Linked DNA regions of Homo sapiens: region 1 is linked to region 2. The links are chromatin loops, found by intact Hi-C in ENCODE. Cell type or tissue: sigmoid colon. All regions are shown on one strand. Links, peaks and the distances in the headings refer to the core of each region. The heading gives the core; the rest is flanking DNA.

Region 1 (15,274 bases), core at 4,048-12,047, 50 kb after region 2:
AATTAGCTGGGCCTGGCTGAGCACGGTGGCTCATGCCTGTAATCCCAGCACTTTGGGAGGCCAAGGCGGGCGGATCAACTGAGGTTGGGAGTTCAAGACCAGACTGACTAACATGGAGAAACCCCGTCTCTGAAAATACAAAATTAGCCGGGCATGGTGGCGCATGCCTGTAATCCCAGCTACTCCAGAGGCTGAGGCAGGAGAATGGCTTGAACCTGGGAGGCGGAGGTTGCTGTGAGCTGAGATGGCGCCATTGCACTCCAGCCTGGGCAACAAAAGTGAAACTCTGTCTCAAAAAAAAAAAAAAAAAAATTAGCTGTGCCTGTAGTCCTAGCTACTGTGGAGGCTGAAGCAGGAGGACTGGTTGAGCCCAGTTCAAGGACGCAGTGAGCTATGATTGCACCACTGTACTCCAGTCTGGGCAACAGAGTGAGATGTTATCTAAAAAAACAGAGTACAATTCAGTGGTTTTTAGTATATTCACAAAGTTGTGCAATCTATGCCACTATCCAGACATTTTAATCAACCCAAAACGAAACTCTATGCCGAATAGTCACTGCCCATTCCCCTCTCTTCCCTAGCCCTGCCAACCACTAATCTGTAGGGACCAGCCCCACAGGGTCGGTGGGTCTCTCCCTGTGTGCGGCGACGAGAGAGTGTAGAAATAAAGACACAGACAAAGAGATAAGAGAAAAGGCAGCTGGGCCCGGGGGGACCACTACCACCAATGCCCGGAGACCGGTAGTGGCCCCGAATGTCTGGCTGCGCTGTTATTTATTGGATACAAGGCAGAAGGGGCAGGGTAAAGAATGTGAGTCACCTCCAATGATAGGTAAGGTCACGTGGGTCATGTGTCCACCGGACAGGGGGCCCTTCCCTGCCTGGCAGCCGAGGCAGAGAAGGAGAGGAGACAGAGAGAAAGAGAGCTTATGCCATTATTTCTGCATATCAGGGACTATTTGTATTTTCACTAATTTACTACTGCTATCTAGAAGGCAGAGCCAGGTGTACAGGATGGAACATGAAGGCGGACTAGGAGTGTGACCACTGAAGCACAGCATCACAGGGAGACGGTTAGGCCTCTGGATAACTGCGGGCGAGCCTGACTAATGTCAGGCCCTCCACAAGAGGTGGAGGAGCAGAGTCTTTTCTAAACTCCCCCGGGGAAAGGGAGACCCCTCCCCCCACTTTCCCGGTCTGCTAAGTAGTGGGTGTTTTCCCTTGACACTTACGCTACCGATGGACCACAGTCCGCCTGGCAACGGGCGTCTGTCTTCCCAGACGCTGTCGTCACCACTAGACCAAGGAGACCTCTGGTGGCTCTGTCCGGGCATAACAGAAGGCTCGCACTCTTGTCTTCTGGTCACACTTCGCTATGTCCCCTCAGCTCCTATCTCTGTATGGCCTGGTTTTTCCTAGGCTATGATTATAGAGCGAAGATTATTATAATATTGGAATAAAAAGTAATTGCTACAAACTAATGATTAATGATATTCATATATAATCATATCTAAGATCTATATCTGGTATAACTATTCTTGTTTTATATTTTATTATACTGGAACAGCTCGTGTCCTCTGTCTCTTGCCTCGGCGCCTGGGTGGCTTGTCGCCCACACTAATCCACTCTCTTAACCCCCCTCCCTTTTTTTTTTTTTTTTTAAGAGATAGGGGTCTCATTATAATGTTGCCTAGGCTGGCTTCAAACTCCTGGGCTCAAGTGATCCTCTTGCCTCAACCTCCCAACTAGCTGACACACGCCACCACATCAGGCTTTTTCTTTTTTTTTTTTTTTGGGACAGAATCTCATTCTGTTCACCCAGGCTGGAGTGCAGTGATGGTGTGATCTCGGCTGCAACCTCCACCTCCCAGGTTCAAGCGATTCTCGTGCTTCAGCCTCCCAAGTAGCTGGGATCACAGGCATGTGCGCCACCATGCCCGGCTAATTTTCTGTTTTTAGTAGAGACGGGGTTTCTCCATGTTGGTCAGGCTGGTCTCGAACTCCTGACCTCAGGTGATCCGCCTACCTTGGCCTCCCAAAGTGCTGGGATTACAGGTGTGAGTCACTGTGCCTGGCCTAATTCTTGTATTTTTAGTAGAGACAAGGTTTCTCCATGTTGCCCAGACTGGTCTCAAACTCCTGGCCTCAAGTGATCAGTCCACCTTGGCCTTGCAAAGTGCAGGGGTTACAGGCATGAGCCACTGCACTCGGTCTATTTTTTTTTTTTTTTTTTTTTTTGTAGAGACAAGGGTCTTGCTGCCAGGCGCGGTGGCTCACACCTGTAATCCCAGCACTTTGGGAGGCCGAGGTGGGTGGATCACGAGGTCAGGAGATCGAGACCATCCTGGCTAACACAGTGAAACCCCGTCTCTACTAAAAAATACAAAAAATTAGCCAGGCGTGGTGGCAGGCACCTGTAGTCCCCGCTACTGGGGAGGCTGAGGCAGGAGAATGGCGTGAACCTGGGAGGCCGAGCCAGCAGTGAGCCGAGATTGCACCACTGTACTCCAGCCTGGGCGACAAAGTGAGACTCCGTCTCCAAAAAAAAAAAAAAAAAGAAAAGAAGAGACAAGGGTCTTGCTATGTGGCCCAGGCTGGTCTTGAACTCCTCTTATCTTGGCCTCCCAGAGCGCTGGGATTACAAGGATGAGCCACCGCACCTAGATGCTGGCTACTTTAAGATTTTCACTTTATCAGTGGCTTTGAGCAATTTGATTATGATGTGCTTTGGTGTAGTTTCTTGTGTTAGAGAATTGTTGAGCTTCTTGGATGTGTAGATTTATGATTTTCATCAAATTTGGAAACTGTTAAGCTATTAGTCCTTAAGGTATTTTTTCTGTGCCCCTCTATCTCTCCTTTCCTTCAACTCCAATTACTCACATATTAGCCTGCATAAAGTTATTCCACAGCTCACTGATGTGGTTTTCTTTTTACTTTCCAGACAGGGTCTCACTCTCACCCAGGCTGCAGTGCCGTGGCACAATCATAACTCACTGCAACCTTCACCTCCTAGGCTCAAGAAATCCTCCCATCTCAGCCTCCTAAGTAGCTGGGACTACGGGTGCACACCATCACACCTGGCTAATTTTTTCTTTTTTGTAGATATGGAGTCTAGCTATGTTGCCCAGGTTGGTCTCAAACTCCTGGCCTCAAGTGATCTTCATGCCTTGACCTCCCAAAATGTTGGGATTACAGGTGTGAGCTACTGTGCCCAGCCATGTTTTTCATTCTTAAAATTGTTTTTTCTGCCTGGCCCTGTGGCTCACGCCTATAATCCCAGCACTTCGGGGGGCTGAGGTGGGTGGATCATTTGAGGTCAGGTGTTCAAGACCAGCCTGGCCAACATGGTGAAACCCTGTCTCTACTAAAAATACAAAAATTAGCCGAGTGTGGTGGCACATGCCTATAATCCCAGCTACTTGAGAGGCTGGGCCAGGAGAATCGCTTGAACCCAGGAGTCAGAGATTGCAGTGAGCCGAGACCTTGCGCCAGTGCACTCCAGCCTGGGAGACAAGAGTGACACTCCGTCTTAAAAAAAAATTGTTTTTTTTTCTGTGAGGATCACTTGAGCCCAGGAGGTCAAGGCTGCAGTGAGCCGAGATGGTGCCACTGCACCCCAGCCAGAGTGAGACCCTGTCTCAAAAAAAAAAATTGTTTTTTCTCTGCGTTTCATTTTGGATTTCTTTTGCTATGATTTCAACTTCACTAAGGCTTCCTTCTGCAATATCTAATCTACTATCAACCCTATTTATTGTACTTTTCATCTCTGACATTGTAATCTTTTAGATGCTTGACTTGGGCCTTTGTTTTGTATCTCCTTATCGCTACTTAATTTTTTAACATATGGCATTCAGTTATAGTAACTATTTTAATGTTTTCTGCTCATTGTAACATTTGTGTCAGTTCTAGGTTGGTTTCCATTAACTGATTATTCTTCTTAATATGGTCATGTTTTCTGCCTCTTTGCCTGCCTGGTAATCTTTTCTTAAAAGTGGGGAGCTTTTAAACCAATCTCATCTTCTGGGTTAAAAAGAATTTTTTTGCCATTGAAGTTCATCTTCATATTCCAATTTTTAAAAAGCATTCTATAAATTTTAATCATGTACAATTATGGGGTACACCATGCTGTTATGATATATAGATACAGCATAGAGTAATTGAATCAAGCTAATTAACACGTTTATCATCTTAAATACTCATCATTTTTTCCTGTCTAGCTGCAACTTTGTACTCTTTGACCAAAGTCACTCCGTTTCCTCCCCACCTCCAGTTTCTGCTAACTACCATTCTACTCTCTGCTTCTATTAGTTCAATTATTTCAGATTACACATTTAAGTGAGAACATGCCAGAATGCGGTATTTGTCTTTCTGGGCCTAGTTCATTTCACTCAGCATAATGTCCTCCAGCTTCATCCATGTAGTTGCAAATCACAGGATTTGCTTCTTGCTTCTTTTTAAAGTTGAATGGTATTCTATTCAAATGTGTATATATACACATTTTCTTTATCTTTTCTGTCTTTTCATCTCTTTTTTTTTTTTTTTTTTTTTTTTTTGAGACAGAGTCTTGCTCTGTCACCCAGGCTGGAGTGCAGTGACTTGGTCTTGGCTCACTGCAACCTCCGCCCCTCTGGGTTCAACCAATTCTCGTGCCTCAGCCTCCCAAGTAGCTGGAATTACAGGAGTGCACCGTACCATGCCCGGCTAATTTTTGTATTTTTATTAGAGACAGAGTTTCACCCTGTTGGCCAGACTGGTCTCAAACTCCTGGCCTCAGGTGATCTGCCCGCCTCAGCCTCCCAAAGTGCTGGGATTATACACGTGAGCCACCACGTCCAGCCTGTTTTTTGTTTGTTTGTTTTTTGTTTTTGAGATGGAGTCTCACTCTGTCAGCCAGGCTGGAATGCTGTGGTGCAATCTCGGCTCACTGCAGCCTCTGCCTCTCAGCTTCAAGCGATTCTCTTGCCTCAGCCTCCCAAGTAACTGGGATTACAGACGCCTGCCACCATGCCCAGCTAATTTTTGTATTTTTAGTAGAGATGGGGGTTTCACCATGTTGGTCAGGCTGCTCTCAAACTCCTTACCTCAAGTAATCTGCCTGCTTTGGTCTCCCAAAGTGTTGGGATTACAGGCGTGAGCCACAGCGCCTGGCCACATTTTCTTTATCCTTTCATCTGCTGATGGATGCTTAGGTTGATGTCATGATTTGCCTGTTGTAAATAACACTGCAGTGAACCTGGAAATGCAGATATCTCTGACACACTGATTTTTCAGTTCCTTTGGATATACACCCAGAAGTGGGATTGCTGGATCATTTGGTAAGTCTACTTTTAGTTTTTTCGTTTTGTTGTTGTTGTTGTTGTTGTTTTAAATGAGTCTGGCTCTATCACCCAGGCTGGAGTGCAGTGGCACTATCTTGGCTCACTGCAAACCTCCACCTCTTCCCTGCTCATGCAATCCTTCCACCTCAGCCTCCCTAGTAGCTGGAACTATGGTGCATGCCACCATGCCTGGCTAATTTTTGTATTTTTTGCAGAGACGGGGGTTTTACCATGATGTCCAGGCTGGTCTCAAACTCCTGGGCTCAAGTGATCTGTCCACTTCAGCCTCCCAAAAGTGCTGGGATTACAGATGCAAGCCACCACGCCCAGCCTATATTTTGAGGAACTTCCATATAATTTTCCAGAATGACTGTAATAATTTACATTCCCACGAACGGTGGGTAAGGGTTCCCTTTTCTCCATATCTTCACCAACACCAGCACCAACAGGTGATATCTCATCGTGCTTTTAATTTGCGTTTTCCTGGTGGTTAGTGCTGTTGAACATTTTTTCATATATTTGTTGGTCATTTCTGTGTCTTTTTTTTTTTTAATATCTGTTCAGGTCCTTTGCCCATTTTAAATCAGCTTATTTGTTTTTTTCACTCTGAGTTTTTTGAGTTTCTTATATATTTTGGGTATTAACACCTTATTGGATGTATTGCTTACAAATGTTTTCTCCCAATCTGTAAGTTATTACTTCATTCTGTTAATTTTTTCCTTATGCTTGGTAATCCTTGATTGCTTATCAGACATTGTAAATTTTACCTTGTAGAACACCAAATATTTGTGTAATCTTTATGATTTGTTAGACAGGTCCAGATTAATGCTCAGTGTAGGCTTAATTTTTTTTTTTTTTTTTTTTTTTTTAGATAGAGTCTCACCGTTGCCCAGGCTGGAGGGCAGTTGTGCCATTTTGGTGCACTGCAGCCTCTGCCTCTGGAGTTCAACTGATTCTCCTGCCTCAGCCTCCTGAGTAGCTGGGACTAGAGGCACACGCCACCATGCCTGGCTAATTTTTGTATTTTTAGTAGAGAGTGGGTTACACCCTGTTGGCCAGGCTGCTCTTGAACTCCTGGCCTCAAGTGATCTGCCCACCTTGGCCTCCCACAGTGCGATTACAGGTGTGAGCCACCGTGCCTGCCCGGCCTTTTTAAGAGATGTGGTCTTGCTGTGTTGCCTGGGCTGGTCTCAAAGTCCTGACCTCAAGTGATCCACCCATCTCAGCCTCCCACAGTGCTGGGATTACAGGCATGAGCCACTGCACCGGAAGTCTAGGTTTAATTATTCCCCATTACTGAGACAAGATCTTCCTGAGCACTCTACCCCATGCCTAGCGAATGATCAGTTTTTCCAGCTGGCCAGTGGGAAGAGGTCCTGGCCCTACCTCGTGTGAATCTTGGGCGTTGTTTCCTCGAATCCTTTCAGCTGGTTCTTTCCCTGGCCTTGGAGAGTTTCTTCACACACATGTGCTGATTAGTTCTTTGCTGAATCCTCTGAAGTCCTCTGGGGTACTCTCTCTGTGCACCTCTGTCTTGTAGGTGTTCCATTATCTAAGCTCTAGCTGCTGTGGTCTCCTCGGACTCAGCCACTCCATTTCCTCAACTCTGCGAATCCTCTGGGCTGCAACAACCCACATCCCCCTTGCCCTGCCCCACACTTTGGAAACGCTCTCGAAGCAGTAAACTGCACAGTCCTAAAAGGACTGTTGATGTCCTTTCTCTCTGGGATTTCATTGCTTTTGTTACTTTCTCTCATTGCTTGATGTTCAGCGTTTTGAACACTGTTGTTCCATGTATTGGGTCTGTTTTTGTCACTGTGGTGGTGGTGATTGTTTCAGACAGGAGGGCGGACCCAGCCCACGTGACTCCATCTTGGCTGGAAGCAGGAATCTCGGGATCAGTGGTTTCAAAGCTCCTCAGGTGATTCCAGGGGACGCTGAGGTGAGGACCACTTGCAGAGACTCCTCTGCTTGAAATATCTCTCAATCAAATGGAATCTTCTTTTGTTGTTCCCACCCCTTCATTTTCTCTGTTCTCTCTTTCTGAGTTTTTTCTTTGTTTTTGTTTTTTGAGACAAGGTCATGCTGTGTTGCCCAGGATGGAGTGCAGTGGTGCCATCACGGCTCACTGTAGCCTCAACCTCCCGGGCTCAAACAATCCTCCTGCCCCAGCCTCACGAGCAGCTGGGACCACAGGCCCATACCATCACGTCCAGCTATGTTCTCTCTTTCTGGAACTTCTGTTAAACAAATATGGATTGAATTGATTCTCCATCTCTTTTCTTTCATATTTTCCTTTCTTTTCTTTCTTTTTTGTTGGCATTTTGCTCTACATCCTGAGAGGTGTTTCAAAACTTTTCCACCCGTACCTTCCTTTGATTAATTTTTTATTTAACTTAATTAATTAATTAATTTTTGAGACATGGTCTCACTCTGTCACCCAGGCTGGAGTGCAGTGGTGCAATCTCAGCTCACTGCAGACTCAACCTCCTGGGCTCAAGTGATCCTCCTACCTCAGCCTCCTGAGTAGCTGGGAGTACAGATGCACTCCACCATGCCCGGCTAATTATTTTATTTTTTGTAGAGATGGGGTTTTGCCATGTTTCCCAGGCTGTGATGGATTTTTAAATTTGGTCCGTCGTATTTGTGACTTCCAGAACTTTGTCTTGTTCTCCAATTGCAGCATCTTCCTGGAAGCCTCTTCTTGGTTCGTGGTGCATTATCTTATTCATTCCTTTCCTCCAGGGCTAGTGTTCTGCTATTCTTCCTTTCTTTTTTTTTTTTGAGACAGAGTCTTGCTCTGTTGCCCAGGCTGGAGCACAGTGGCGTGATCTCAGCTCACTGCAAGCTCCAGCTCCTGGGTTCACGCCATTCTTCTGCCTCAGCCTCCCGAGTAGCTGGGACTACAGGTGCCTGCCACTACGCCCGGCTAATTTTTTTGTATTTTCAGTAGACATGGAGTTTCACCATGTTAGCCAGGATGGTCTTGATCTCCTGACCTCATGATCCACCCGCCTTAGCCTTCCAAAGTGCTGGGATTACAGGCATGAGCCATTGCGCCCAGGCTTTTTTTTTTTTTTTTTTTTTTTTTTTGAGATGGAGTTTTGCTCTTGTTGCCCAGGCTGGAGTGCCACCTGCAGCCCAGTGATCTTGGCTCACTGCAACCTCTGCCTCCTAGGTTCACGCAATTTTCGTGCCTCAGCCTCCCGAGTAGCTGGGATTACAGTCATGTGCCACCATGCCCGGCTAATTTTATATTTTTACTAGAGATGGGGTTTCACCATGTTGGCCAGGCTGGTCTCGAATTCCAGACCTCAGGTGATCCACCCTCCTCAGCCTCCCAGTAAGCCACTGCACCCAACCATCTGCTATTCATCTTAATCCTCTCTGGTGGCACCGAAATGAAGAGGAGACCCATGTGGATCTCCCTGCAGCCGGGTGAGTCTGGTTCCACAGGAGGCCTTTTCCTGAACTGGCTGCAGGCTCCGCGGGCAGGTCTGTTAATTGGTTAAAATGCTTCATTCAGTTAGGTGGGTTTTGTTCCCTTCTCCCCACCCAGAGGACATTTGGGAATGTCGGGAGATATTTTTGGTTATGGCAGCTAGGGGGATCCTTCTGACACCTAGTGGATAGAGGCCAGAAATGCCACTAAGTATCCTAGGACATGCAGGAGAGCCTCTCAACGATTAAGAATCAGCTGTCCCAACATGTTAATAGCACATAGGTCGGAGAGACACCCTGATTTAAGGCCATCTGAGTACAGGCTCCCCAGCTCTCACCACCAAAGGCCAAGATAAGGAGGGTCCCTCTACAGCCACTTCAGGGAACTTCCAAGGGAGCTTGTTCAATTATGTTTATTTATTTTATTTATTTATTTTTTTTGAGACGGAGTCTTGCTCTGTTGCCCAGGCTGGAGTGCAACCTCCACCTCCCAGGTTCAAACGATTCTCCTGCCTCAGCCTCCCAAGTAGCTGGGATTACAGGCACCTGCCACCACACCCAGATAATTTTTGTATTTTTTGTAGAGAAGGGGTTTCATCACGTTGCCCAGGCTGGTCTTGAATGCCATGACCGCCCCCAGTTGTGCTTAGAAGATACCGCCAACAGGCCGGGTGCGGTGGCTCATGCCTTAATCCCAGTACTTTGGGAGGCCGAGGCAGCTGGATCACGAGGTCAGGAGTTCGAGCCTGGCCAAGATGGTGAAACCCCGTCTCTACTAAAAATACCAAAATTGGCCAGGCATGGTAGCTCACGCCTGTAATCCCAGCACTTTGGGAGGCCAAGGTGGGTGGATCATGAGGTCAGGAGATCAAGACCATCCTAGCTAACACGGTGAAACCCCGTCTCAAAAATACAAAAAGTTAGCCAAGCGTGGTGGCACACACCTGTAGTCCCAGCTACTCAGAAGGCTGAGGCAGGAGAATCGCTTGAACCCAGGAGGTGGAGGTTGCAGTGAGACAAGGTCGTACCACTGCACTCCAGCCTGGGCGGCAGTGTGAGACTCCATCTCAAAATAAATAAATAAATAAATAAAATATTAAAACATAAAAATACAAAAATTAGCCAGGCAAGGTGGCGAGTACCTGTAATCCCAGCTACTCAGGAAGCTGAGGCAGGGGAATCACTTGAACCTGGGAGGTGGAGGTTGCAGTGAGCCGAGATCACGCCACTGCACTCTAGCCTGGGTGACAGAGCAAGACTCTGTCTCCAAAAAAAAAAAAAAAAGAAGACACCTCCAGCTGACAGATCATGAGCCACATGTGGCCCAGGCTTGTCTTGTTTGGCTTTTATAGGGAGATAGATTTATATATATATACATATATATATATGTTGTTCTGTAGTGTTGCGTCATGAGATATTGAAAAACACACATAACTTTTTTTAAAATTTGTTCTGGGCCAGGCGTGTAATCCCAGTAATTTGTGCAGCTGAGATGGGAGGATCGCTTGATCTCAGGAGTTCAAGACCAACCTGTGTGACACAGTGAGACACTCATCTCTACAAAAAATTAAAAATTACTGGGGCATGGTTTCGTGCACCTGTGGTCCCAGCTGAGATGGGAGAATTGCTTGAGCACACGAGGTCAAGGCTGCAGTGAGCCAAGATCGCACCGCTGCACTCCAGCCTGGGCGACAGAGCAAGATCCTGTCTCAAAACAAACAAAAACAAAAGTAAAACTACAATGTGAATGCAAGTTTTCTCAGAATATACATCCTTTAATATTTTGATCTTTGAATTTTCAATCACTATCTACCACAGAATGTTCCCTTTCCAAATTACAACTAATTTATAACTCAGTAAGGAACACTCTGGGACAAGTTCTTTTTTTTCTTTCTTTTTTCCAACTCTGGATACAGATTGGCAGACAGCAGTCTTGAGAGCTTGTTGGGAGGGTCTAGCAGGGGAGCACAGCTACTTGTATGCCCTTGACCGAAGACTGGTCCTTGTCTATCGGGGATGGTTGTCCTCTTTAACGGAGTGCACAGCTTCAGGAGGTTGCACATGGAGTAGTGAGGGAGGAAGGGGACACCCACCTAGCCAGCCAGGTCAGCTGAATCAACCCTGGCGATCAGTGGGGTAACATGTTGCAGCCAGATCGCCCTCACATCCAGGCAGCAGTCTTTAGTGAAGTGCTAACATTGTTCAACAGAGAAATCCAATAGCTAGGTTGGAGGTGGGCAGAGAAAGGGAAGTTATAAAACTCACCAGGCTGGGCGCAGTGGCTCATGCCTGTAATCCCAGCACTTTGGGAGGCCGAGGCGGGCAGATCATGAGGTCAGGAGATCGAGACCATCCTGGCTAACACGGTGAAACCCCATCTCTACTAAAAATACAAAAAATTAGCCAGGCGTAGTGGCCGGCACCTGTAGTCCCAGCTACTTGGGAGGCTGAGGCAGGAGAATGGCGTGAACCCGGGAGGCAGAGCTTGCAGTGAGCTGAGATCGCACCACTGCACTCCAGCCTGGGCGACAGAGCGAGACTCCATCTCAAAAGAAAAAAAACAACAACAAAAAAACTCACCAAAGATTTGGCTAACATCACATCAAAAGGAGTATTCTCATTTTACTTAAAATGCCCACATTTGTGTTTGTTTTGTTTTGTTTTGAGACAGAGTTTCACTCTTGTTGCCCAGGCTGGAGTACAATGGTGCGATCTTGGTTCACTACAACCTCCGCCTGCCCGGTTGAAGTGATTCTCCTGCCTCAGCCTGCTGAGTAGCTGGGATTACAGATGTGCCCCACCATGCCCGGCTAATTTTTTGTGTTTTTAGTAGAGATGGGGTTTCACCATGTTGGCCAGGTTGGTCTTGAACTCCTCACCTCAGGTGATCTGCTTGCCTCAGCCTCCCAAAGTGCTGGGAATCCAGGCGTGAGCCACCACACCCGACCCCACATTTGTTTTTATGATAGAATGTTTTCATAATTTATTATATTACTAAGTTGTGTTTTAGATTTTTCAGTTTCAAGTTTGGTTTCTAAAATAAATGAGTACAAACCACAAGCTCAGTTTCTCCTGAAACTCTCACAGCCTGCTTCTGACGTCAGATGTGTGTGGGTTGCACACTGCGTTAATCCATTCTCACACTGCTATAAAGAAATACCTGAGACTGGGTAATTTATAAAGAAAAGAGGTTTCATTGGCTCACGGTTCTGCAGGTTGTAAAGAAAGCATCTGCTCAGCTTCCGGGGAGGCCTCAGGAAACTTACAGTTATGACAGAAGGTAAAGGGGAAGCAGGCACGTCTTACGTGGCCAGAGCAGGAACAAGAGAGAGAGTGAAGGGGTAGGTGTCACACACACATTTTTTTTTTTTTTTTGAGATGGAATTTTGCTCTTGTCACCCAGGCTGGTGTGCAATGGCACAATCTCGGCTCACTGCAACCTCCGCCTCCCAGATTCAAGCAATTCTCCTATCTCGGCCTCCCAGGTAGCTGGGTTTACAGGCTTGTGCCACCATGCCTGGCTAATTTTTTTTTTTTTTTTTAGATGGAGTCTCACTCCGTCTCCCAGGCTGGAGTACAGTGGCTCGATCTCGGCTCACTGCAACCTCTGCCTCCCAGATTCAAGTGATTCTCCTGCCTCAGCCTCCTGAGTAGCTGGGTTTACAGGGGCGCACCACCACACCCGGCTAATTTTTTTATTTTCAGTAGAGACGGGGCTTCACCATGTTGGTCAGGCTGGTCTTGAATTCCTGACCTCGTGATCCACCCGCCTCGGCCTCCCAAAGTACTGGGATAACAGGCGTGAGCCACTGCGCTCAGCCAATTTTTTGTATTTTTAGTAGAGCTGGGGTTTCACCATGTTGGTCAGCTGGTCTCAAACTCCAGACCTCAGGTGATTCACCTGTCTCGGCCTCCCAAAGTGCTGGGATTACAGGCATGAGCCACCGCACCCGGCCAGTTTCACACACTTTTAAACCACCAGATCTCACAAGAACTCCCTCTCACGACGACAGAACCAAGGGGGATGGTGTTAAACCATGTTAAATCATGAGAAACCACCCTGACAATTTAATCACCCCCCACCAGGCATCAGCTCCAACACTAGGGTTTACAATTTGACATGAGATTTGGGCAGGGACACAGATCCAAACCATATCACACACCAAACAAGCAATCAGTTCTACTGCAGACACCAGCTGGGTGTCCTCTGATTTTTTTTTTTTTTTTTGAGACGGAGTCTCACTGTCGTCCAGTGAGATTGCAGTGGTGCAATCTTGGCTCACTGCAACCCCTGCCTCCCGGGTTCAAGTGATTCCTCTGCCTCAGCCTCCGGAGTACCTGGGGTTACAGGTGCCTGCCACCACGCCCAGCTAATTTTTTGTGTTTTTGGTACAGACGGAGTTTCACCGTATTAGCCAGGATGGTCTCGATCTCCTGACCTTGTGATCTGCCCTCCTCGGCCACCCAAAGTGCTGGGATTACAGTCTTGAGCCACCGCGCCCGGCCATGTCCACTGATTTAATCCAATTATAACATCATCTACCTGGAGATAGCGTCACATCTCACGGGGTGAGGGCTGCATCCCACAAGACTGCCCCTGACTTCCGATGCCAATTGCAAGCCCCAGGTTTTTTTACCTGCACTTCTAACCAACTGGCTAATAAATCAGGGTTCTCCCGGCCCTGCCCTTGGGTGACATTAACTTGCTAGAGTGGCTCACAGAACTCAGAGAAACATGTTTACCAGTTTGGTTATTATAAAGGATATTTCAAAGGCCAGGCACGGTGGCTTATGCCTGTAAACCCAGCACTTTGGGAGGTCGAGACGGGCAGATCACTTGAGGTCAGGAGTTTGAGACCAGCCTGGGCAACATGGTAAAACCCCCATCTCTACAAAAAATACAAAAATTAGCCAGGCATGGTGGCATGCACTGTAATTCCAGCTACTCGGGAGGCTCAGGAGTTTGAGACCAGCCTGACTAACATGGTGAAACCCCGTCCCTACTAAAAAATACAGAAATTAGCCGGGCGTGGTGGCATGCGCCTGTAATCCCAGATACTTGGGAGGCCAAGGCATGAGAATCGCTTGAACCCAGGAGGCAGAGTTTGCAGTGAGCTAAGATCACACCACTGCACTCCAGCCTGGGTGACAGAGCAAGACTCTGTCTCAAAACAACAACAACAAAGAAAACCAAAGTGATCCACCCACCTTGGACTCCCAAAGTGCTGGGATTATAGACATGAGCCACCATGCCCTGCCTTTTTTTTTTTTTTTCAGACAGGATCTCTCGCTCTGTTACCCAGGCTGTAGTGAAATAGTGTGATAATGTGATCACAGCTTCCTGCATCCTTGACCGCCCCCAGCCTCAAGTGTTCCTTCCACCTCAGCCTCCTGAGTGGCTGGGACTACAGGTGACCGCCATCATGCCTGGCTAATTTTTGTTTTTTCTTTTTTTAGAGATGGGGTTTTGCCATGTTGTCCAGGTTGGTCTTGAACTCCTGGGCTCAAGTGATCCTCCTCCCTTGGCCTCTCAAAGTGCTGAGATTACAGGCTATGAGCCTCTGTGCCTGGCCCCTAAACTTTTTCCAACCCACCATTCCACCATGCTCCGTGTATCAGCTCTCCATACTTTATGACTTCATTGCTTTAGTCACTGTTCTGCTACTTGCAGCCTAGGGCATTCCTAATGACACATGGTCCACATTAGACTTTACAGATAGCCTCATTTTCTACTAGTTTTGCCTATGAGGAAGACAGCCCTAGAAAGTGACAGCTAGATTGAGACCTAAAGAGTAAGAATTAGCCAAGATGAAGTAGTGGGAGGGAGGAAGATGGATGTTGCAAAAGGAAGGGAGTGTTTGTTGAAATGATCAGAAGTTGGAAAAATCTTTTAAGCATTTTTCTTTTCTTTAGAGATGGGTTCTCTGTCACCCACATTGGAGTGTAGTGGTATGGTCATAGCTCAGTGTAGCCTTGAACTCCTGACCTCAAGGGATCCTCCTCTTCAGCCTCCTGGAATTACAGGCATGAGCCATCATGCTTGGCTAATTTATTTTTAAATTTTTTGTATAGACCTGGCCACGTGTGAGGGCTCATACCTGTAATCCCAGCATTTTGGGAGGCCTAGGTGGGTGGATCATCTGAGGTCAGGAGTTGGAGACCAGCCTGGCCAACATGGAGAAACCCTGTCTGTACTGAAAATACAAAAATTTGCTGGGTGTGCTGGTGCACACCTATAATTCCAGCTATTTGGGAGGCTGAGGCAGGAGAATTGCTTGAACTCAGGATGTGGAGGCTGCAGTGAGCCAAGATTGCACCACTGCACTCCAGCCTGGGTGACAGACCAATACTCTGTCTCAAAAAATAAAAATAAAAATAAATTAAATAAATAAAAATAAATTCTTTGTAGAGACCGGGTCTTGCTACATTGCCTAGGCTGGTCTCGAACTCCCAGTCTCAAGCAATCCTCTCACTTCAGCCTCCCAAGTAGCTGGGATTACAGGAGTGAGCCACCA
Region 2 (16,858 bases), core at 3,330-11,329:
TATGTGTGATTTTTATTTTGTTTATGCTCTTCTGTATTTTCCGAATTTCATACAATAAATATCTGTTACTTTTACAATATGAAAAAATAGTGGTCAAAAAGGTGTTCAAGGGGGTGGCCTGGGGGTGTCTGGTTTGAGGAGAGTGGTAGGGGATGAGGCTGCAAGTGGAGGTTGGAGCCATGCTATGAAAAGTTCAAGAGTTTGAATTGAGTTCTGAGGTTTGTTTTTGTTTTTGTTTTTGTTTTTTGAGACGGAGTCTCACCCTGTCACCCAGGCTGGAGTGCAGTGGCACGGGTTCATGCCATTCTCCTGCCTCAGCCTCCTGAGTAGCTGGAACCACACGCGCCCGCCACCACACCAGGCTAATTTTTTTGTATTTTTAGGAGAGACAGGGTTTCACCATGTTAGCCAGGATGGTCTCGATCTCCTGACCTCGTGATCCACCTGCCTCGGCCTCCCAAAGTGCTGGGATTACAGGCGTGAGCCACAGTGCTCTGCGTGAGCCATAGTGCTCTGCTGAGAGTTTGAATTGCATTCTGGAAGTAGTGGTGAAATCAACACACCTAAGTCTGCTCTTCTCCTCTCTTCTAGTCCCCAGAGTGGTGAGTAGCATCGTTCTGGTGGCCCAGGCAAAACGCCTTAGGACCACCGTGCAGCCCCACTCTTTCCCCATTCCTGCTCTCCAGGTGCCAAGTCCCTGGCTCTTCTTCCACCGACCCTTGCATCCCTTCCTTCTCTTCAGTCCTCATCGCACCTCACCGGGATCCTATTGACACTTCCCCTTTGATTTCCTTCCGCTCTCTGCTAGTGATGGTCCCAGGGACCCTTCTAAAAGGTCACTGTGGGCTGGGCACAGTGGCTCACGCCTGTAATCCCAACACTTTGAGAGGCTGAGGTGGGCCAATCATCTGAGGTCAGGAGTTCGAGACCAGCCTGGCCAACATGGTGAAACCCCATCTCTACTGAAAGTACAAAAATTAGCCGGGCGTGGTGGTGTGCACCTGTAGTCCCAGCTACTCGGGAGGCTGAGGCGGGGGAATTGTTGGTCCCCGGGAGATGGAGGTTGCAGTGAGCCAAGATCGCGCCGTTGCACTCCAGCCTGGGTGACAGAATGAGACTCCGTCTCAAAAAAAAAAAAAAAAGAAAAAAGAAAAATAGCTGGGCATCGTGGCACACACCTGTAGTTCCAGCTACTCAGGAGGATGAGGTAGGAAGATCACTTGAGCCCAAGAGGTCCAGACTGCAGCGAGTCATGATCACACCACTGCACTCCAGCCTGCGTGGCACCCTGTCTCAAAATATAATAATAATAAAATTTAAAAATAAAATAAAACGCTGCTCTGTCTAGGTGATATTCCTCTATCCCCAAGGCTGTCAGGGTGGAACCCTCCTTCCTTAGCGTGGCATATAAGCCCCTCGGGACCTGGCCCTATCTCTCCTCTGACCACCCCTGCCCGGTCAGCCCTTGTTACAGACAGTCTGTGCTATCCAGCCCCATCAAATTCCTGTTGCTCCCTAAATATGCCACACACTTTATTTGGAGGAGAGGGGTGAAGAAGGGTAGTTTAACATGTTCAAAATATTTATTTTTTCCAGACAGTAAAATAACATTTTTTCCTGTTTTGCAAAAGTTAATTATCAGCACATTGAAGATTTTCCTTTTTTTTCTTTTCTTTTTTTTTTTTTTTTTGAGTCAAAGTCTTGCTCTGTTCCCCAGGCTAGAGTGCAGTAGCGCGATCTCGGCTCCACCTCCCGGGTTCAAGTGATTATCCTGTTTCAGCCTCCCGAGTAGCTGGGACTACAAGCACATGCCACCATGCCCAGCTAATTTTTGTATTTTTGGTAGAGACGGGGTTTCACAATGTTGGCCAGGCTGGTCTTGAACTCCTGACCTCAGGTGATTCACCCGCCTCACCCTCCCAAAGTGTTGGGATTACAGGCATGAGCCACTGCGCCCGGCCAGCAGTCTTAAATAACAGAATTCACACACACACACACACACACACACACACACACACACACGCACTGTATTATATTTCATCTTATACTTTAAAATGTTTCCTTTTTTTTCCTCAAAAGTACACATTAAGATCATGTTTACAAATAAAGCCTTGTCATCCAAAGTGAAAAATCCAGATGGCAAGATTTGGATGGGGAAGGTCTTGAGAAATCTGCGAATGGAGTTCACTTTTGCAGACAGGAAATGGGCCCTAATATATGGTTCTAAGGACATTCCATTTCTGAAAATGTACATTTCCACCCGCTTTTCCTCTCCTTCCTTCCTCCCTCCCTCCCTCCCTCTCTCTCTCTCTCTCTCTCTTTCTTTCTTTCTGACAAGGTCTTCCTCTGTCGCTGACGCTGGAGTGCAATGGTGCGATCTCGGCCCATTGCAACCTCCGCCTCCTGGGCTCAAGTGATCCTCCCCCCTCAGCCTCCCAAGTAGCTGGGACCACAGGCACACGCCACGGCACCCAGCTAATTTTTGTATTTTTTGTACAGATGGGTTCTCACCATGTTGCCTAGGCTGATCTTGAACTGCTGGGCTCAAGTGATCCTCCCGCCTCAGCCTCTCAAAAGTGCTGGGATTACAGGCGTGAGCCACCGCACCTGGCCTGCATCCCCATTTCTGACCCTTGACCATGTTCAAGTGGGAAGGGGAAGCCGGGGAAGGGAGGACGGGCTACCTGAGGGCTGCGGGTAGAGGTGACTCCTGTGAGCTGTGAGCCCTCAGCCCTTGGGCAGAGGGAACAGAACAGAAACAGACCCCATCTCTGAGCCACCAAGCTCAGACTCGTGTGGCAGGAGACAGATCACACAACACTATCAACAAAACAACACAGGTCGCAGTGGCTCACACCTGTAATCCCAGCACTTTGGGAAGCTGAGGTGAGAGGATTGCTTAACCGCAGGAGTTCGAGACCAGTCTGGCCAACATAGCGAGACCCCATCTCTCAAAAAAAGAAAAAAATTAGCTGGGCCTGGTGATGCACACCTGTAGTCCCAGCTACTTGGGAGGCTGAGGTGGGAGGACAGCTTGAACCAGAGAGGTCGAGGCTGCAGTGAGCTATGATTGTGCCACTGCCACTGCACTCTAGTCTGAGCAATAGAGTGAGACCCTGTCTTCCAAAAAAAAAAAAAAAAGAGAGAGAGAGAGAGAAGAATATAATCAAAAGTTTCTAAATTCCCAAAGTAGTAACAAAAGCAGACCCAAACAAAAGTAGAGAGAAAATCTTCGAAACTTAAAAGGCTATTTAGGCTAAGGAGCCCACCCAGTGGTGACCACCTAGTTCTGGGAGGTTTGGGGCAGGGCCATTAGACAATGGAAACTCAGGTTATTTTGGAGACAATCAACTTGCTCCCAAAAATGAGCTGCAAGCAGGTGCCTGTGTGCTCAGCCCAGTCTGGAGCTCAGAGCCTGCCTGCCCCACTGCACCATCACCAGCCCAGCTGAACCAGGGTCCCAGGCAAGCCGTACAGGCTCTGCGTTGGCCTTGGAGAGAACCGCCGACTCCCCCGAGTTGCCTGAGCTCGGCCTGAAGCCAGCCCTCCCCACGCTGGCTCACAATAAATGCCTTGACTTCCCGCCAACTCTTCCTCAACCATTAAGATTCAGCTCAACTGTCACGGGCTCTGTGCAGCTGCCCTCGCTGCCCCACCCCACGCAGACTTTGTGTTCCTTCTCCACTCCTGCAGCACCCCTTGCGACAGCATGAATAACCCGGCTGTAGTGATGTGAGGGTGACACTCATCACCAGTGTGTGAGCCCCTCCAAGGCCACATGTCCTCTTTGTGTTTCCAGAGCCCAGGGCCCAGCATGCGGTAGCTACCTAGTATATGTTTACTGAATGGAGGGATGAATAAATTCATGCACAAAGAATAGTTTTATTTATTTATTTATTTTTGAGACAGAGTCTTGCTTCTGACACCCAGGCTGTAGCGCAGTGGTGCGATCTTGGCTCATTGCAACCTCTGCCTCCCAGGTTCAAGCAATTCTCCTGTCTCAGCCTCCCAAGTAGCTGGGATTACAGGCATGCGCGCCACCACGCCCGGCTAATTTTCTATTTTTAGTAGAGACGAGGTTTCAACATGTTGGCCAGGCTGGTCTCGAACTCGCGACCTCAGGTGATCTGCCTGCCTTGGTCTTCCAAAGTGCTGGGATTACAGGTATGAGCCACCGCGCCTGGCCTTATTTGTTTATTTTCATAAACAAATTTCTGTTGCCCAGGCTGGTCTCAAACTCCTGGCCTCAAGTGATCCTCCTGCCTCAGCCTCCCAAACTGTTGGGATTACAGGCACAAGCCACAGTGCCTGGCCCAGTTCTGTCCTTTGAGTTGACCTGGTCATCCAGGAGGATGTTCTGAGGAAGTGTGAAATGATAATATTATTCTAGCCCACGCTGGATACAGTGGCAGTCTGGAAGGTGAAAGAGGTTGGGTTTGAAATAGATTTATTGGCCAAGTGCAGTGGCTCACACCTGTAATCCCAGCACTTTGGGAGGCCGAGGCAGGAGAATTGCTTCAGCCTTTAAACATGGCGAAACCCTGTCCCTATTAAAAATAAAAAAGTTCGATGGGCGTGGTGGCATTCACCTGTAGTCCCAGCTACTCAGGAGGGTGAGGCAGGAGAATCACTTCAGCCCTATAGGTTGAGGCTGCTTTGTGCTGTGATCATGCCAATGCACGCTAGCCTGGGTGACACAGTGAGACCCTGTTTCAAAAACAAAAACAAAAACAGAATAGAGGCCTGGAGCTTGAGAGGGAACTCAGGATAGAAGATATAGATTTAAGAGTCGGCTGGATGCAGTGGCTCAAGGCTGTAATCCCAGCACTTTGGGAGGCTAGGGTGGGTGTATCACTTGAGGTCAGGAGTTCGAGACCAGCCTGAACAACATGGCGAAACCCCATCTCTACCAAAAATAACAAAAACTAGCTGGGCATGGTGGCATGCGCCTGTAATCCCAGCTACTTGGGAGGCTAAGGCAGGAGAATCACTTGAACCCGGGAGGTGGAGGTTGCAGTTAGCCGAGATTGTACCACTGGATTCCAGCCTGGGTGACAGAGTGAGACTCCCTCTCAAAAAATAAAAATAAAAATAAATAAATAAATAAATAAATAAATAGTGATACAGATAGATAGATACATAAATTATATCATTCACTGGGTAGATTGAGAAGAGAGCTGTAGAGAGAATCTGAGTGTAATAGTCAGGGCAGGCTAACTGCTGTAAGAAACAGTGCCCCCACATCTCAGCGGTATAACTCAAAAGAAGTTTTTTCCTTCTTATGACAGTCAATTCCTGACATCTGGAGCATGACCTTTCACAACATTATTCCGGGACCCAGTCTCCTTCCATCTAGTGGCTCTGTCATCCTCCTAGGGCCTTGGAGTGGTCTGCTTTTGACCAGCTAATGGGAGGGGAGAGGCAGAATAGGATCCTGTGAAGACTTCTAGGGTCAGGTCTGGAAATATCTTTTGCTCACACTCCATTGGCCAGAACAAGACTGCCTCAGTGCAGAGGAAGCTGGGAAATGTAGTTTAGTAGGGTACCCAGAAGGAAAAGGGAAACAGTCTCTGCCACACTGAAGCAACACCAAAATCTGAGGGTTGGATGTAGGAAGAAGCACCTGCAAAAGATAGAAAAGAGCCTTTAAGAGGATCACCTGAAGCCAGGAGTTTGAGACCAGCCTGGGCAGCATAGCAAGATCCTATCTGTACAAAAAATAAAAATAAAAAATTAGCCTAGGGTGGAGGCATGCACATACAGTCCCAGCAACTCAGGAGGCTTGGGGCCAGGAGTTTGAGGCTGCAGTGAGCTTTGATTGGGCCACTGCACTCCACTTAAGCCTGAGTGACAGAGCAAAACCCTGTATCCAAAAAAAAAAAAATTAACCAGGAGAAAAATGACATTTGGAGATCCTGTCTCTAAAGAAAAAAAAAGCTCACTGCATAGCTCACTGCAGCCTCAGAAACAGGCCCAGGACTGAATCAAGGCCAGCAAGGTGCTGGGGTGATAAGCGAGCCCGACTCCAGCCTGGCCAACACGGTGAAACCCCTTCTCTACTAAAAATACACAAATTAGCTGGGCATGGTGGCAGACGCCTGTGGTTCCAGCTACTCAGGAGGCTGAGGTAGGAGGATCACTTGAGCCTGGGGCGTGGAGGTTGTAGTGGGCCAAGATTGTGCCACTGCACTCCAGCCTGGGTGACAGAGCAAGACCCTGTCTCAAAAAAAAAAAAAAAAAAAAAAGTGAGCTGGAGGATGAGGCCTCCCTAAATTTTGTGCCTTGGGTGTCTCGATCCGTCACGCCAGCCCCAGTCCCGGCAGTCAGGTGCGGCAGAGAAAGCAAAGGGAGAAGGCTGGGAAGATGCAAGTGAATTTAGCGACTAGCAGTCCCTGTGAGCAACTGTAGCAAGAAGGGTTTCCAATGAAGAAAGGAAGGCCCTGGGCCAGGCGCGGTGGCTCATGCCTGTAATCCCAGCTCTTTGGGAGGCAGAGGCGGGTGGATCACCTGAGGTCGGGAGCTCAAGACTAGCCTGACCAACATAGAGAAACCCCGTCTCTACTGAAAAAAAATACAAAATTAGCCGGGTGTGGTGGCGCATGCCTGTAATCCCAGCTATTCGGGAGGCTGAGGCAGGAGAATCGCTTGACCCCGGGAAGCGGAGGTTGCAGTGAGTCGAGATCACGCCATTGCGCTCCAGCCTCGGCAACAAGAGCGAAACTCCATCAAAAAAAAAAAAAAAAGGAAGAAAGAAAGGCCCTGGCAGTTCTTGGACAGGAACTTGCCTGAAGTCCCAGTCCCGGTGACTGGTGGTTTCCCCACTTTCTGGTTCAGAAGCTGGGCTCTAAGCTGTCTGTGCCCTTAAAGTTCCTTGGAAAGAGGGAAGGGAAGGGAAGTGGATATTAGGTGAGTTCCTACTCTGTTTCATTTGCAGAGTTTTCTCATTGATTCTCAGTTGGACCCATGAGGTAGATGTTATGCCATTACATTTTTTTTTTCTTTAGAGACAGGGTCTCTCTCTGTCACTCAGGCTGGACTGCAGTGGCACGATCACGGCTCACTGCAGCTTTGAACTCCTGGGCTCAAGTGATCCTCCCATCTCAGCCTACAGGTGTGCACCACTGTACTTAGCTAATTTCTTTTTCTTTTTTCTTTTTTTGGGAGAGATGGGATCTCTGTATGTCTCTATGATGCCCACACTGGTCTCAAACTCCTGGCCTCAAGCGATTCTCCTGCCTTGGCCTCCCAAAGCACAGGGATTACAGGCATGAGTCGCTGTGCCCAGCCTGTTATGCCGGGTTTTTTTGTTTTGTTTTGTTTTTTGAGACAGAGTCTCGCTCTGTCGCCCAGGAGTACAGTGGCATGATCTTGGCTCACTGCAAGCTCCACCTCCCGGGTTCACACCATTCTCCTGCCTCAGCCTCCCGAGTAGCTGGGACTACAGGCGCCCACCACCACACCCGGCTAATTTTTTGGTTTTTTAGTAGAGACGGGGTTTCACCATGTTAGCTGGGATGGTCTCGATCTCCTGACCTCGTGATCTGCCTGCCTCAGCCTCCCAAAGTGCTGGGATTACAGTCGTGAACCACTGCATCCGGCCTGTTATGCCGTTTTTTAAATTAATTAATAAATTTATTTATTTATCTTGAGACAGAGTCTCACTCTGTCACCCAGGCTGGAGTGCAGTGGCATGATCTCGACTCACTGCAACCTCCACCTCCGGGGTTCAAGTGAGTCTCATGCCTCAGCCTCCTGAGCAGCTGGGATTACAGGCGGCCGCCACCATGCCCGGCTAATTTTTGTATTTTTAGTAGAGATGGGGTTTCGCCATGTTGGCCAGGCTGGTCTCAAACTCCTGACCTCAGGTGATCAACCTGCCTCTGCCTCCCAAAGTGCTGGGATTACAGGCGTGAGCTCCTGTGCCCGGCCCTGTTATGCCATTTTAAAGCTAAGGAAACTGAGGCACAGAAAAAGGTAAAAAGGTACTTGAGATCAAAAAGGATGGAGTTAGGATTTGAACCCAGGTCCAGGGCCCATGATTTTCCCAGCACACCATCCAAAATGCCTGCCTGCCCTCACCAGGGAGCACATGCTTACATTCACAGCCTTGGACCCTGGGTTAGGGCCAGGAGGGCTGGGTGTTGGGTGAGAACAGGGCCTCGGGCTCCTTCACTGGCTGGGGCAGGGCTTCTGAGTTCCCCATCAGAGCCCCTCCTCTGACTTTCAGGGCCTGCTGAGGAATCTGCAGGCCTGGCAGAGGACAGGAGGGAGGCTTGGGGAGCCTGGGAAGGGCCGGCTGACAGCTTGATGGGCCCTCCCTCCCTCCACAGTCCCACCCCCAGCCTGGGGCCTCTGGGAGCCTTGGTCCTGAGCAGCCAACACACCAGCCCAGACAGCTGCAAGTCACCATGGACGCTGAAGGTAAAGGGACACTCTCTCTGCCATGTCCCTGCACCCATCCCCCCACTGCCTACCCCTGCCCCCACCCTGGCTTGTCTCAGCCCCTTGTTGCCTCCTCTGGAGTCATCTCTCCTCTGGTCCCGCCATCGACTCCCTTACCTACCCCATGTCCCTGCAGCCTTGCTCAACCCCCAGAGGCCCCTTCTCACTCTTCTTTCTCCTGTGTTGAGTCCCCAAGGAGCTCTGGGGAAGGAAGGGGCTTAAGCCCTAGAAAAGGGCAGGGTGGCCTGGAGGAGGTGGCGTCTCCTGGGGGCAGTGGGGGCCGGAAGTGGGAGGCTGGTTGGGGGAGCAGCATGGACTTCTGCTCTCGCTGGTAGCTCGGGAGAAGCAGAGACAAAGTCCTGTCCCTTCTGCAGCTGGGTGGGGGAGGGGGCTTGAGTCCCGTGATTCCCTGCCTGGAGGGAGCTGTATGCAAACTGTTGGGGTGATCAGTCCCAACCCCCAACCATGAAGTCCGGTGGCAACAAAGGAATGAGAAAAGACAAGTTAAGATTTAAAGCAGCCCCAGGGGGCCAGTTGCTAAAGTGAAGGCTGCAGAGCCCTGGTTGCCTGATAATTTATTGAGTACAATCTTTTGATCTAAGAAGCAGATGGTACGGGGTGAAACGGTGAAGGTGGGGGTGTGCGCGTCATTTGAAAGATGTATAGCCGTGGTGGTTTATGTGAATTTCCTTTAAGCTCAAAGCATATGTCTAACTACTAAGATAATCTTTTTTTTTTTTTTTTTTGAGACGGAGTCTCGCTTTCCCCCAGGCTGGAGTGCAGTGGCGTGATCTCGGCTCACTGCAAGCTCCGCCTCCCGGGTTCATGCCATTCTCCTGCCTCAGCCTCCCGAGTAGCTGGGACTACAGGCGCCCGCCGCCACGCCTGGCTAATTTTTTGTATTTTTAGTAGAGACGGGGTTTCACCATGTTAGCCAGGATGGTCTCATTTCCCAACCTCGTGATCCGCCCGTCTCTGCCTCCCAAAGTGCTGGGATTACAGGTGTTAGCCACCGTGCCCGGCCAACTAAGATAATCTTTAACTTATTGGGCTGCAGCTGGTGGGAGTGGGTTTTACAAGGAGCCAGGATGTCTGGTCACATTCCAACGCTTCAAGGAAGTGTTTCAGCCCAGAGCATTCTGTGTAAAGCCGCAGAGCAGGTCATGTTCACTGGCCTGGGGACACAATGGCAATAAGGAGGTGATTCTCCTCAGAGGCCCCCTATGGTGTTCCATAGGTGTCCTACACAGGGGTGGCTGACTAAACTGGCGCCCCGTAAACCCTTCCACCAGCACAAACCCAGGGGTCCATGCTCTACGCTCAGAAGGCTCCACCAGGGATGGGGCTGTGTGACCATGGGTGGGTCCTGGCTTCTCAGAGTCCCGTTTTCTTCCATCTGTAAAATGACAATAATAGTTCCCTGCTCTGGCCCGCCACGGTGGCTCACGCCTGTAATCCCAGCACTTTGGGAGGCTGAGGTGGGTGGAGCACTTGAGGTCAGGTGTTTGAGACCAGCCTGGCCAACATGGTGAAACCCCGTCTCTACTAAAAGTACAAAAATTAGCCGAGTGTGGTGGTGCGCACCTGTAATCCCAGCTACATGGGAGGCTGAGGCAGGAGAATTGCTTGAACCCCAGTGGCGGAGGTTGCAGTGAGCTGAGACCAGGCCTCAGCACTCCAGCCTGGGCGACAGAGCGAGACTCCATCTCAAAAAAAAAGGAAAATAAATAGTTCCCTGCTCAGAAGGTTGTGGGGAGGACAGAGGATGGGAGGCACAGGTGCTTAGACCCTCCTCCATGTTTGAGGTGCCTGCTGGCCCCATACACCCGGTCCCTCTGGCTCCACTGTGGAACCAGCTCTCAGGGGTCCCATGCAGGATGCCACGCCAAACACCTTTCAATCTCCATTGTGTCTTTCTCTTTTGAAACAACGCCGACCTGGATGTGAATCCTGACTGCCACTCAGCAGCAGTGGAAACCCTGGCAAGTTTTGTAACCTGTAGAAGCCCGTTTCCACATCTGGACAATGGAGTTGGTGGCACTGGTCTCACGGGGTTGTAATGAAGATTAAATACCTTAGCAGATGTCAAGGGGTCTCGACCTGATTCCTTCAGAGCCAGGATTCTTTACTGAGGGATCAGGGATGGGCTCTGGGGGAGTTCATGAACCCCAGAATTTGCAGGTGAAATTGTGTGTCTTTGTGAGAACACGGTTACGCATTTTTCTGGGAAGGAGATCCATAATTTTCATCAGATCCAGATTCTTTTTTTTTTTTTTTTTTTTTGAGACAGAGTCTCGCCCTGTTGTCCAGGCTGGAGTGCAGTGGCATGATCTTGGCTCGCTGCAACCTCTGCCTCCCGGGTTCAAGCGATTCTCCTGCCTCAGCCTCACGAGTAGCTGGGACTACAGGCATAAACCACCATGCCCGGCTAATTTTTGTATTTTTAGTAGAGATGGGGTGTCACCATGTTGGCCAGGCTAGCAGATCCAGATTCTTTTTTTTTTTTTTTCGAGATGGAGTCTGACTCTGTCACCAGGCTGGAGTGCAGTGGCAGGATCTCGGCTCACTGCAACCTTCACCTCCCAGGTTCAAGTGATTATCTTGCCTCAGCCTCACGAGTAGCTGGGACTACACGTGCTTCAGGCACTTGCTGCCATGTCCAGCTAATTTTGTAGTTTTAGTAGAGACAGGGTTTCACCATGTTGGCCAGGATGGTCTCGATCTCTTGACCTTGTGATCTGCCTCCTCGGCCTCCCAAAGTGCTGGGATTACAGGTGTGAGCCACCGCACCCGGCCTCTTTTGTTTTTTAGACGGGGTCTTGTTCTGTCACCCAGGCTGGTTGGTGTGCAGTAACATAATCATAGCTCACTGTTTGTAGCCTCCAACTTCTGGGCTCAAGTGGTCCTCCTGCCTCAGCCTGTGGAGTAGCTGGGACTGCAGGCGTGTGCCACCACACCTGGCTAATTAAAATAAATTTTTTTTTTTTTTAGAGATGGGTTCTTGCTGTGTTGCCCAGGCTGGTCTCAAACTCCCAGCCTCAAGCGATCCTCCAACCTCAGCCTCCCAAAAGTGTTGGGATTACAGGCATGAGCCACCGTGCCTGGCTCAAATCTTTTCATATGTGAACATCTCAGCATGTTTTCTTTCTTTCTTTTTTGAGATGGAGTTTCGCTCTTGTTGCCCAGACTGGAGTATAATGGCGTGATCTTGGCTCACTGCAACCTCTGCCTCCCAGGTTCAAGTGATTCTCCTGCCTCACTCTCCCAAGTAGCTGGGGATACAGGTGCCCACCACCATGCCCAGCTAATTTTTTTGCATTTTTTTTTTTAGTAGAGATGGGTTTTGCCGTGCTGGCCAGGCTGGTCTTGAACTCCTCACCTCAGGTGATCCACCCACCTTGGCCTCCCAAAGTGCTGGGATTACAGGCGCAAGTCACTGCGCCCAGCCTCATCATGTTTTTTTCTTAAAAGATAAAGACTTTTCTTTTTACTACAACCACAATACTATTGTCAAAACTAAACTTTAAAAATTTCCTTGGTGTTATCAAACATTCAATGTCCAGATTCCAGTGGTTTCATAAATAGCCTAATTTGCTTTTAGTTTGTTTGAATTAGGATCTAAGTAAAATCTACACTTTGTGATTGGTTAGTATGTTTTAAGAGTCTTTGAAACTTTATTTTTTTGATTAAAAAATGTTTAATTTAGAGATAGGGGTCTCACTATATTGCACAGGCTGGTCTCAAATGCCCCAAAGTGCTGGGATTACAGGTATGAGCCACCACACCTGACTGATTCTTTTTTTTTTTTTTTGAGATGGAATCTCACTCTGTTGCCCAGGCTGGAGTGCAGTGGCGCAACCTCGGCTCACTGCAACCTCCGCCTCCCAGATTCAAGCGATTCTCTCACCCCAGTCTCCCGAGTAGCTGGGATTACAGGCGTGCACCACCACACATGGATAAATTTTGTATTTTTTTAGTAGAGACAGCGCTTCACCATGTTGTCCAGGCTGGTCTCGAACTCCTGACCTAAGGTGATCTTAGGCCCACCTTGGCCTCCCAAAGTGCTGGGATTACAGGTGTGACCACCACGCCCAGCCAATATGTGGTCTTATGAGAGCATTGGTTCTTTTTTTTTTTTCCCTGAGGCAGGGTCTCACCCTGTTGCCTAGGCCAGAGTGCAGTAGCTCCATCATAGCTCACTGCAGCCTCCAACTCCTGGACTCAAGGGATCCTCCCACTTCAGCCTTCTGAATAGCTAGGACTACAGGCGTGTGTCACCATGCCCAGCTAATTTTTAAAATTGTTTTTGTAGAGATGGGTTCTCACTATGCTGCCCAGGCTGGTCTCAAACTCCTGGCCTCAAGCGATCCTTCTGCCTCGGCCTCCCAAAGTGTTGGGATTACAGGCATGAGCCACCGCCCCTGGCCGAGCATTGATTCTTGATCCTCATGTGCATCTGAGTCACAGAGCAGGGTGGGGGCTGGCTCTTCCCCAACCTGGATCCCTGGAAACTACCCCCAGAGATTCTGGTTCACTGGGTTGGAATGGGCCTGAGCATCTGAAAGTTTGAAAAGCTCCCTGTGATTCTGGTGTGCAGCCCAGGCAGAGGCCCCACTGTGTCCACTTCTCTTGAAAGGAGTGGTTCACACCAACACCCCCACTTCCCTACCTCCCGTGCGCTCCTCGAGCATGACAATGTGGCTTCTGCCCCCGACACATGGCACAAAAACCGCTCTGGCACAGGCCTCACAGTTGCTAAGTGCAGAGCCCCATCCTCAGTCTTCCTTCTATTTACTTCTGCTCACCTCCCAAAACCCTCTTCTCCTTCCCAGGTACCCACTCCTGATGATGCTTCTCTTTTTGTTGGACATGCCCTGTGGGTTCTTTATCTTATTATTTTATTTTAGAGACCGTGGCTTGCTCTGTCACCCAGGCTGGAGTGCAGTGGTGCAATCACAGGTCACTGCAGCCTCCAACTCCTGGACTCAAGCCGCAGCCTCCCGAGTAGCTGGCGAGTAGCTGGGACTACAGGCGTGCACCCCCATGCCCAGCTAACTTTTTCTTTTTTTCTTTTGTTTTTTGAGACGGAGTTTTGCTCTTGTTGCCCAGGCTGGAGAGCAATGGCACTATCTCGGCTTACTGCAACCTCTGCCTCCCAGGTTCAAGCGATTCTCCTGCCTCAGCCTCCTGAGTAGCTGGGATCACAGGCGCCCACCACCACGCCTGGCTAATTTTTGTATTTTTAGTAGAGACGGGGTTTTGCTATGTTGGCCCCGGAGTTCAATTTTTGTATTTTTAGTAGAGACGGGGTTTCACCGTTTTCACCAGGATGGTCTTGATCTCCTGACCTCGTGATCCTCCCGCCTCGGCCTCCCAAAGCGCTGGGATTACAGGCGTGAGCCACCGCGCCTGGCCACGGCAGCATCTCTTCTGAACTCCAGAGCCATTCCCTACCACCCTCTGGGCACCACCATCCACATCTCCTGCTGCCGCCTCAGCCTTAACCTCTGCAAAACCAAATCCGTTCTTTCTCTCGAGCTCTGCAGAAGCTAAGCTGTTTCACCAGGCCACGATTCAGGAAACGCTTTGGGATTCAGCTTCTGTTCTTGTGAAATGGGAAGAATCCCTGTGGTGAGCTCCAGATGAGAGCACAAAGGGGAACAGGGGTGCCCGCGGCTGGCACGCCATGGCTGGCACGCCATGGCACTCAGTGGGGTCACCGCCCCCTCCTGCTGTCCCACCTCCACCCTGCCTGCTCTTCTCCTGGAATGACTCCTTCTGCCAGCTCTCAGCTACCCAGGCCAGAGGCCCAAGGCTCCCACATCTCTTTAGCTACTAATTCTGGTAGATCCCCTTTTGGAAATAGCCCTCAAATCTACCCCAGAGCTACTGTCAAAGTTCAGGGCTCCATCTCTTTTGGTTTTTTTGAAAATATTTTTTCAAATTAATTATTTGTTGGCCGGGCGCAGTGGCTCACACCTGTAATCCCAGCACTTTGGAAGGCCGAGGCAGGTGGATCACCTGAGGTCAAGAGTTCAAGAACCAGCCTGACCAACATGGTGAAACCCCATCTCTACAAAAATACAAAAATTAGCCAGGGATGATGCTGCATGCCTGTAATCCCAGCTACTCGGGAGGCTGAGGCGGGAGAACCACTTGAACCCGGGAGGCAGAGGTTGCAGTGAGTTGAGATCACACCATTGCACTCCAGCCCAGGCGACAGTGAGACTCCGTCTCAAACAAAAAAAAATTATTTGTGGAGGCAGGGTCCCACTATGTTGCCCAGGCCTCAAGTGGCCCTCCTGCCTTGGCCTCCCATAGCACTGGGATTACAGGTGACAGCCACCGCGCCCAGCCTACTTTTTGTCTGGCCAAGACTACCTCAGCCTTCTTTTGCCTCCCAATCTGTCTCCAGTTGGTGGCTGAAGTGACCCTTCTGGAGCAAAACCATAATCATATCACTCCCTCTTTTAAAATTCTGTGATGGGTCAGGCATGGTGGATCACACTTGTAATCCCAGCACTTTGGGAGGCCGAGGTGGGAGGACTGCTTGAGCCCAGGAGTTCAAGACCAGCCTGGGCAACATAGCGAGACCCCCCGTCTCTACTTAAAAATAATAAAATAAAATGAAAAGAAAATTTTTTTTGAGATGGAGTTTCGCTCTTGTTGCCTAGGCTGGAATACAATGGTGGGATCTCAGCTCACGGCAACCTCCACCTCCCGGGTTCAACCGATTCTCCTGCCTCAGCCTCCTGAGTAGTTGGGATTACAGGCATGTGCCACCATGCCCGGCTAATTTTGTATTTTTAGTAGAGACGGGGTTTCACCATGTTGGTCAGGCTGGACTCGAACTCCTGACCTCAGGTGATCGGCCCACCTCGGCCTCCCAAAGTGCTGGAATTACAGGTGTGAGCCACTGTGTCCGGCCAATAAAATGAAATTTTATGATGGCTTCTGCGATCTGGCCAAATTCCTCAGCTAAATAGTTTAGTTCTTTCTCCCTGTGGCCTCTCCTCCCACCATGTCACCTGTGAATCCCACACTGCCCCCACCCCGACACTGTCTGCAGGTGAACAGATCAGTTTTCTCAGCCCCAAATGTCAGCCCCACCCCACACCTCTGCCTGGCAAACATCACTCACCGGTCCTCAGAGACACCTAGTCATTTATTCCATGAGTCCACCACACTTGAGAAACGCTTCTTTTCTTCGCGAGCACGCCTACCCTGTGCTAGACAGTGTTCCTAAGGGCTTTCAAACATAAAGTCTTTTGTTTTTTGTTTTTGAGACGCAGTCTTGCTCTGTCGCCCAGGCTGGAGTGCGGTGGCACAATCTTGGCTCACTGCAACCTCCGCCTCCCAAGTTCAAGCAATTCTCTGCCTCAGCCTCCCGAGTAGCTGGGATTACAGGCGCTCGGCTTTTTATTTTTTTAATTTTTTTTATTTTTTGTATTTTTAGTAGAGACGGGGTTTCACCATCTTGGCCAGGCTGGTCTTGAACTCCTGACTTCAAGTGGTCCACTTGCCTCGGCCTCCCAAAGTTCTGGGATTATAGGCGTGAGCCACTGTGCCCAGCCTCCAACTCCTGGCCTTGTCTTCCTCCCACCCTGGCTTCCCAGAGTGCTGGGATTAACAGACATGAGCCTCCACACCTGGCAACTTCTTTCCATTTTTCACTGATTCTCTGACACATCCTCATTGAGCACCTGCACTGTGTGGGGTGTTAATAATTGCTAGGCATGGAGGCAACAGCGTGGGCAGCTCTTTCTCTTACTTGTCAGGCTTTAGCCTATGCTGTTGCAGGACTGTGCCTTGGCCTGGAAGCCCCTTCCCTTATCCTCATCCCCAATCTCCCCCTTCAGCTCTTGTTCCTCTTGCAGGTCTTCCCTTAAACATCACTTCCTCAGCAGGGGCCTCACAGACACGCCCGGAGGTTAGATCCTGGTCCCTCTGTGCTTCCTGTTCTTCCCCCATCATCACAGTCTACGGCTGTTTCCTCTCGATGGGCAAAGACTGTGTCTGGCCATTGAGTTTTCTGCTATATCCAAGTGCTTCGTATACTGAACCATATAAATGTGCTGCTTTTATTGGTCAAAACGGCCAAATATTGGCAATTTTATATTGGTTAGCTTCATAGTATGTGAGCTAGGATACTTATCCCATCAGAGAGGTTGCGTAGCACAGTGAATCAGAGCCCAGGCTCTGGGGCCGCACACCTGAGGTCCAGCCCTGGCTCTGCCACTTGTCACTAAGTGATTGTGGACTGGAGACAACCCTCAGGGGCCTTGGGTTCCTAATCTGTGACAGGGATGACAATAATGACCTCCTCGTGCTGTTATAAAATACAGAAATGTACTAAAATACAAAAATTGGCCAGGCATGGTGGCACATGCCTGTAATCCCAGCTACTCAGGAGGCT

The links. Hi-C counts contacts between places; a loop is a spot of excess contacts. Peaks named below come from ENCODE experiments on the same cell type or tissue, not always from the same donor. Only the 100,000 strongest peaks of a DNase experiment are listed, where the experiment ranks them.
Region 1: a loop joins it to region 2, with 2.1 times the contacts of the local background. A loop is called at or near these places in 5 of 110 quality-filtered maps.

What each region holds. Positions count from the first base shown.
Region 1 is chr16:29,720,477-29,735,750 of GRCh38, forward strand. It overlaps the pseudogene RN7SKP127. Among named protein-coding and RNA genes, the nearest start is that of C16orf54, 18 kb to the right of the region's middle. RefSeq lists an enhancer at 1-480. In sigmoid colon, for the core only: a CTCF peak has its summit at 8,934 (motif pointing left); no DNase peak of the experiment used is centred there; H3K27ac peaks cover 632 bases; H3K27me3 peaks cover 358 bases.
Region 2 is chr16:29,670,790-29,687,647 of GRCh38, forward strand. QPRT (quinolinate phosphoribosyltransferase) reads left to right here and starts at 8,391. Exons shown (of 4, transcript NM_014298.6): 1 at 8,391-8,421. The coding sequence starts at 8,409. It overlaps SPN (sialophorin), which reads left to right. Exons shown (of 2, transcript NM_003123.6): 2 at 1-87. RefSeq lists a silencer at 3,459-3,753 and enhancers at 5,207-5,476, 5,895-6,396, 6,397-6,896, 8,435-8,936. In sigmoid colon, for the core only: no CTCF peak of the experiment used is centred there; DNase peaks (open chromatin) are centred at 3,602, 8,262 and 8,832; H3K4me3 peaks cover 1,544 bases; H3K27ac peaks cover 1,510 bases.